Regions from separate parts of the Homo sapiens genome. Here region 1 is linked to region 2. Evidence: chromatin contacts called from ENCODE Hi-C or POLR2A ChIA-PET data. All regions are on one chromosome and are shown on one strand. Each heading gives the region's core, a stretch centred on a gene start or an enhancer-like site at or near the end of the contact. The rest is flanking DNA. Distances are from core to core; before and after follow the strand shown.

What was found. Hi-C counts contacts between places; a loop is a spot of excess contacts on that map. ChIA-PET counts read pairs that join two places held with the same protein, here RNA polymerase II (POLR2A). Pooled maps may share reads with other maps.
Region 1: a loop to region 2 is called in a map of GM12878, with 2.3 times the contacts of the local background. The contact joins two enhancer-like sites. A Hi-C loop is called at or near these places in 4 of 168 maps with a recorded cell type or tissue (GM12878 and endothelial cell of umbilical vein), 33 of 37 single-sample maps with no recorded cell type and 20 of 50 pooled maps. POLR2A ChIA-PET finds 5 or more read pairs at or near these places in 3 of 52 experiments (GM12878, Panc1 and activated naive CD4-positive, alpha-beta T cell).

Annotation. Positions count from the first base shown.
Region 1 is chr12:11,760,864-11,764,378 of GRCh38, reverse strand. All of the region lies in intron 2 of ETV6 (ETS variant transcription factor 6), which reads right to left. Among named protein-coding and RNA genes, the nearest start is that of ETV6, 110 kb to the right of the region's middle. RefSeq lists enhancers at 883-1,092, 1,423-1,472, 1,973-2,092, 2,103-2,272. Within about 2 kb of position 1,563, at least 10 of the 41 ENCODE cell types and tissues checked have a DNase peak (open chromatin) inside an H3K27ac peak, as active enhancers do; they include GM12878, where a contact is called at or near this core.
Region 2 is chr12:11,579,080-11,582,996 of GRCh38, reverse strand. No RefSeq gene overlaps it. Among named protein-coding and RNA genes, the nearest start is that of LINC01252, 33 kb to the right of the region's middle. Within about 2 kb of position 2,461, at least 11 of the 41 ENCODE cell types and tissues checked have a DNase peak (open chromatin) inside an H3K27ac peak, as active enhancers do; they include GM12878, where a contact is called at or near this core.

The sequences.
Region 1 (3,515 bases), core at 314-2,813, 180 kb before region 2:
AGCAGACTGCTCATCCTGGCCTCAGAGCTCCAGGCTCACAATGTTTTGTCTAAATCAGGAGGCCTGGATTTTCCATCTAGTTTTCCATCTGTCTTATCCACAGAGAAGGCCAGCCCTAAGCAAATTATAGTGCTTATTTCCAACTCTACCCACTCCGTGCTGGCCACGGTCCTTCCACTTCAAAAAATTCAGGAGATCTGATAAGCTAATTTTCATTAAGATATTAGGGACTTGAGGTATTAATTATCTCTCTCCATAACTATCTCCTGCCATAATGATTTACTTTTAAAAGTGGAGCTATGTGGAAATAATGCCTGATCCAAAAGGAATGTCTCAACAATGGAATTTCAGGCACCCTGGTCATTCATCGTGGGAGATATTTATGTTCAAAGCACTCTAAATCATTGCAACTGGGTGACCACATTCCCTGCTTAAGTATAACATTCACCCCGTTCACAGTCAACTATAAGCCCTCTGTCCTGGGTCCAAAGTAATGCTATCTGAACAATAAAGGTTTAGAAGGCAGCCACTTTCTGAATCTCAATACTCCTTTAGCAAACAAAGAAGTACCAGACATGAGAGAGCTACACAGCGTCTGCACAGTGCCAATGCTACAATACCCAGTTGTATTTCAAGTTCTTTTCCCCGATCACTGGGGTGGCAGGAATCGTCACAGTAGTAGGAATAATCACAGAAGCTTTGTGAAGCAGGTATCTGGAATAACAGCTATAAGACGATCCCAACGAAAGCACGTGCGTGCACACACACTTGGATTCATCTGAAGCAAAAATTTTTCTCTAAGAATCAAAAGAAAAGCTTATTTTCTTTCATAAGGTCCAAAATCTATTTGATCAGAGACAAATTTCACATCTTTTTAGGTTTTTGTGGGTCTCTGAAGCTCCTCTCAGCACTTGGTCAGGGCATTCCAGTAGTTTCATTTATAACCCATGAGTCTCAAGTGAAGAAAACCTCTCTCAGGGAATTCCTACTTTTGTGTTCCTAAAAGACCTTTAATAAAACCCCAGATACCTGGATGAATATTTGAATCACGGCCAAATTTTAAGGTCAGCAAGAGCCCCCACGAAAAATGCTTGACAGAGTTGTAAATAGGGGAACGAGAACTGCGTCTGTTCAGAGAGGGGACTTTGTGAGGTGGCTTCACTACCACCTCATAGGAGAAGTGAAAGGAGTCAGTGTGGGAGCTGAGGAGTTCAAGAACAATGGCGTGAAGGAATCAGAATGAAAAAGGAAAGCATTTTCTCCCCGACTTTGTTCATATCTAGTGGGAAACCATGCCTAACAGAGATGAACCTTCCAACCCATCCGAATAACAGGTTTGGGAACCTGCACCACCTTAGGGTTCCTTCCTGAAGCAAGGCATGCGAGGAGGAGGAGGAAGGAGAAAGAGTCATTTTATGTCCTCAAGAGGGCTGGCACCAAATCACTTACTCATATTTGTTTCTCTACAAAGAGTTCCTGATGTTGGTGACTTAAGAGCTACTTAAGGAGAAAAAATAAAACCCCTCATCAGCTTTGGTCACGAATCACTGCTGCTTTGGGCGAGTCTTTTCTCCCTAATCTTACACCCCCTTTTCACAGCCCATGGCAATGAGTAGATGATTCCAGCAACTAGTTGAGGGCCTCTATTTAGAAATACTTTCCTTGGGTGTGAGTTTTCATGCCCAGGGGATGGTATAAGTGTCACAGATTCTCTCTGCTGGCTGAGGCGGATGGAAATGTACTTTCAAGCTCAGCATCAAAGCCTTCACTTTAGAAGCTGAAAGCCTTCATTCCCTTGCCAACTGTGCTTTTTTTCTCCCATAATTAATTAATGCAGTATTAATTGTGCATGTGCTACGGAGCCGGCTAAGGGAGGATAGTGTGGCCCATCCACGCAGATCAGCTGGCTCTGTAAAGCCTAAAACCCAGTGGATACCATCTCCAGAGGGAGAAAAACGCAGACTGAAATTTTTTACAGGTTACAGGAAAGGCAAACACGCCTTGAGTTGCAGAGGGGATTGCCGCTAATCACACAGTTGGGGTCAAGTAGATAGTTAGCAGAAGCCACACCTGTGCATGTTGCATGGGGCAAAGGGCCAAGCCACAGACAATTCTCAGGCCAGAAAGGGGGCTATGAGAACAGGGGAGCAGGCCTGTGATCTGGCTGTAAGGTCCTGGGAACCAGCATAAGGCAAGAGTGGCAGGGACAGTCTTTAGAAGCCCTGCAAGGCCTAGGAGCTGGCACCAGTTCTCATCCCACAAAAGCATTAACCCGATTTCAATCACAGGAACCATAGGGAAATGCTCAACAGAGCTGGGTGTTGGATTTCCCTATTTCCTTGCAGGAGGGCTTCCTCCCAAAACAATCACAGGTAAAACGAAGGACAATTTCCTGTGTCATGAAAGTACCACCATCTGCACTAAAATTTGATGTTGAGTCCTAAAAATCAAGTGAATGATCATGAAATCTGGCATTTACAGATAATGTTCCACTGCTGATACCCCTTGTGTTTCTCTTCTGGAATAAGAGAACAATGCGACGATTGAGTTGGGGAGAACTTAGGAATCATATACTCAGGCCATTTCACTTTGCAGATGTGGAAACCACAGTCCTGAGAGATGGAATGAACTGCTGGGATGACCCAAGTAATCAGCCACGTAGAACCAGAGCTCAAGGAACTGACCCCTACAAGAGCATGTTCTCTGCCCTCTTACCCTGTTGTAGCGTGTTCTGGCACACATGCCATGTGGGTAAACTAAGGCACCAAACGTCAGGCAATTTTTCTGAAGCGTGTTGGCTTAACACAAATTATCAGGAAGTTCAGTGTTTTAAGGTGTAAACTCAGTAACACAATCTTCATTCAATCACAGCATCTTTCTTACTGTTTAATAACCATCTGTGAGGTAGATCATCTCTTTAAAAAAGATGGAAAATAATAGACAAGGAACCTCTTTTTACTTCATTTAGTTTTGTTTCTAACACTCCAGAATTTACACACATACCTGAGACTATCTGGCAGATAACAGTGTGCATACAGGATTGGATATGGAAATTTATCTTCCTTCAAGTTCAAAAGATAATTTGGTTTATAGCTCTGATTTTATCCATCTGGGCCCTCTTGTCAGTAATTTATATTATGCTTAAAAATTGGAAAAAAAAATCAGCCTGTTAGCTTGGATATTCTCCTTCTAACCAATAGATAGAATGAAACAACTTTCATTTGCTCCTCAGACTTTTAAAGAGTAATAGGGTGAAGTGGAAAATAAAAGTCTGGGTTTTGGAATTAGATACGGATTCAAATTGGGGCTCCTCCACTTTCTCTGGGTGACCTCGGGCAAGTGGTTTACCTGAGCCTCAGGTATAATATCTACTGTGCAGAGTTTGTTATTATTCAGGATAATATATATGAAGCATATACATATACACACATATATACATATATACACACACACACATATACTTTTATATACACACACACACACACACACACACACACACATATATATAATAATAG
Region 2 (3,917 bases), core at 1,212-3,711:
ATGAAAGAGATAATCTAGGGTGTCACCAATTCCAGATGATGCTAATTATTTTGGCTCTGGGCCCATTCTTATAAGTCTGCTGAATTGTGACTCCCATGATCTGCCATTCTATTCTTTTCTTCTGCTGAGAACGTGGCTCTGATTCAAGTACCACTGTTCAGTGACATATGTCTTGATAGTCTCCACACATTCAGTAAATATTGATTGAGGTTTTAAAATATACCAGACACAAGGTGAGATGCTAGGGATATATGAAAGTACATAAAACAACATACCCGCCCTCAAAAAACTCAACTACATGCTCCAACTGAGTGTCATCAACTGCCATTATTCTTACTAGCAAAAATTTTACCATTAGCATTTTTTTTTTTTTTGAGACAGGATCTGGCTGCTGCCCAGGCTGGAGTGCAGTGATGGAATCATAGCTCACCACAACCTTGAACTCCTATGCTCACGTGAGCCTCTCACTGCAGCCTCCCGAGTAGCTAGCTAAGACTACAGGCGCTCATCACCATGCCTGGCTAATTTTAAACATTTTCTTTTAGAGAGGGGGTTTTGCTGTGTTGCCCAGGCTGGTCATGAATCCTGGCCTCCAGCTATTCTCCTGCCTCGACCTCCCAAAGTGCTGGGATTGCAGGCATGAGCCATCGTGCTCAGCTAACATTAGCTTTCAGGGAAAGTTTGGCTACCCTTCGTTCTAATAGGTAGATTTGGAAGCTCTTATTCGGGTGTCCAATGTAGCCATTTTCTGTATCTGGTGAAGCAAAGGGTGAGGATTTTCTTCCTCTATCTCGAAAGTGATAGAAAGTCATCACTCTGACCCAATATAGCACAGTGCATGGGCAGAGTGATTTCTTATCATCTATTAGTTTATTTAGTCTTTCTTCTAACTTTTATTACCTTAAATTATTATTAAGTAGGATTCTAAAAAAGCGCAAGCCACTGCACAATAGCATATTTCAGAGATGGTCAATAAAAGAAAACAAATTTTTTTTAAATAATAATAAAACTTAAGCACAGTCTGCAAACAAGTCATTGGTTAAAAAAAATACAACTAATCAAAGAACGATAGTCTACTCATAAATGCCTTCCTTATAAACACCAACATTCAAAGACAAATAATTTCTTTTAAAACTGGAATTCTAGCTGTGGTGTTTCTAATCTTGAGTTTTTTTTTTTTAACCCTGAGATTTAATAAAAGTCTCCAAAAGCGATGAGAAAAATTTAATTCAGTAGAGAATAAGGATGTAGGTTGTCAAAAGGGTGAGTAGAGAAAATTAATCTAGTAGGATGCTTTATTAATATTACTAAAACTAATTAAAATGACAATAGTAATGATGGGATAAGAAGAGAATATGGCCATTTCAAATGATGACATTTTTCTAGTTTAGGTGAGTTGTCAAAATTCCTTCCTTCCTTCCTTCCTGCCTGCCAGCCTGCCTGCATTCAGTCAACACATATACCCAGCATGTGTCAGGCACTGTGGTAGGTGCTGGGATACAAATTCCTTCTTATGAGATATTCACTGATAGCTAAATAAAATCCCACCAAGGAAAGTTACAGCGCAAAGTCTCCAAGATGAACTTTCGTGTTGCCTTGCAGCCTTGTTTTACTTCAGTTGTCTAGTGCTGCCACCTGCTGGGCATTTTCTTTTTCTTTTCTTTTATAAAATTTTATATCCATAGTTTTTAGGGGTCTATATGGTTTTTGATTACAGGGGTAAGTTCTTTAGTGGTGATTTCTTAGACTTTGGTGCAATGCTTGGTATTTTCCTTCTCAGTGAGTTTAACTACAGGTGTGGACAGAGAACCCAGAATTTATTTTATTTTATTTTATTTTATTTTATTTTATTTTATTTTAGAGACGGTATCACTCTGCTGCCCAGGCTGGAGTGCAATAGCACGATCATAGCTCACTGCAGCCTCAAACTCCTGGGCTCAAGTCATCTTCCCACCTCAGTCTTCCTAGCAGCTGGGACTACAGGTGTGCACTACCTCGCCTGGCTAATTTTTTAATTTTTTTGTAGAGATGGGGTCTTGCCATGTTGCCCAGCCTGGTCTTGAACTCCTGACCTCAAGTGTCCCACATGCCTTGGCCTCAGAGTGCTGAGATTGCAGGTGTGAGCCACTGCACCTGGCCTAGAACCCAGAATTTCTTAGGAAAGGAAGGACGGTGAAGAGGGCATTTCCATGTCTGCATGCTGGACTATCCATTTTTCTTGATGAGTACACATTCTCTCTTCCTCTCCACCTAATTCCATGGTGGTACCAGCCCTAACTTCTCCAGAATTACAGGCTCCTCTCTTGCTGGGTGCTGACTCATCTGCCCAATATGCCTAGGGCAATTGCCTTACTTCTCTCTCTCCCACAGAGTTTTGCTACTGAGCTTGTTTGGAGAAAGTTTTGGCCTTCTTTGGCCTTCTTTGGCTTTCTTCCCATTCTTGTGGGAGTTGGAGATTCTTGCCAAGACACTGGAGGTGTGTGCCCAAGTTGCTTAACATGGGCAGGCAGAGGCCAAAAGCCCTCGCAGCAAGCACTTCCACACAATTTTGAATCTGTTCTCACTTCTGCATGTGGGGGCAGTGTTGTGGGTGTTGGGGGTTTACTACTTCCTCATGGGTGGTCTAGGATCAGGTCCTCTGGGCTTCTTCAAAATGCTGCACAAAGTTGCAGCATTGGGGATTAAGTATGAAGTAGGTCATTTGCTTTGCAGCATTACTTCCTGAAGTGAGTCAAATGCATTCTGAGATGGTTTAATCCCTAAAAAGGAGCTCAATGACACCAAGTTCACCACTTACTCAGTGTCACGCCTCATTCTGCTCTGCTTCAAGCTTTGGTTTCCCAAGAATTGCTAATGTTTTATCCAGAAAAGATTAATCAAGTGTACAATACTTGCTCGGACACAAAATCATAGACATCACCATGTCCCATTGCTTGTCATCACATGAAAAATTATTCTGGATTTAAGTTGATAAGAATAACTCTTGGAATATTGAATACACATTTTAAAAATGAAATGCTTAATTTTATGCTTTTTACCCTCACTCAAATCATGTAATGGAAAATGTACTAAAGTAGGCACACATATTTCTTTATATCTAGTAGGCCCCCGCCCCCAAAACTCTCCTCTTCAGAAACCCCAGCTTATCCTTCCTGACTTTGAAACTTCAAGGGCATATCCTGAGCTCAGGGATTGTGCACTGAACTGGGAGAAGAAGGGTGGAATGGCACAGTATTAAACAAATTAATTGCTGAATTTCTTCTGTGACCTTCTGTTTCTTGACTCATTTTCTTTCTTCCTTTAGCTTGACAAATCATGCCATCAACTCCTTCAGCTCTCTCTCCATTCTCAGGCTCTAATTCGTGTTCTCCTTTCCTCTCTTTCCTAGCTACAATTAGTAGCAGTTATGAACCGTCTTTCACACAGCCTGGAACCCTCCATATCTCTGCACTGTTCTTGGATGTAGCCCAGGGTGGTTAGCCTTATTTCTTTCCTTTATCCCATTTTTTAAGGATGAAGTGATTTCCCTGAAAAAGGTTACTATGGAAATTGGTATAGACCCCAGATACTCCCCACATGTGCTCCATCCAGTAGATTAATGCCTCTCACAATGAAGTTATGATGTCTCATGTGGTCTTGAGGATAAAAGAAGATCTTGAGAAAGGGGAATGGGGAAGCCTAGAGGTAGGGGATAATAAGAAATTAGGGGAAAGGCTGGGCGCGGTGGCTCATACCTGTAATGCCAGCACTTTTGGAGCCCGAGGTGAGCAGATCACTTGAGGTCAGGAGTTTGAGACCAGCTTGGCCAACATGGTGAAACTCAGTTTCTACTAAAAATACAAAAAGTAGCCGGGCGTGGTAGCACACGCCTGTAGTCCCAGCTACTCTGGAGGCTGAGGTGGGAGAATCGCTTGAAC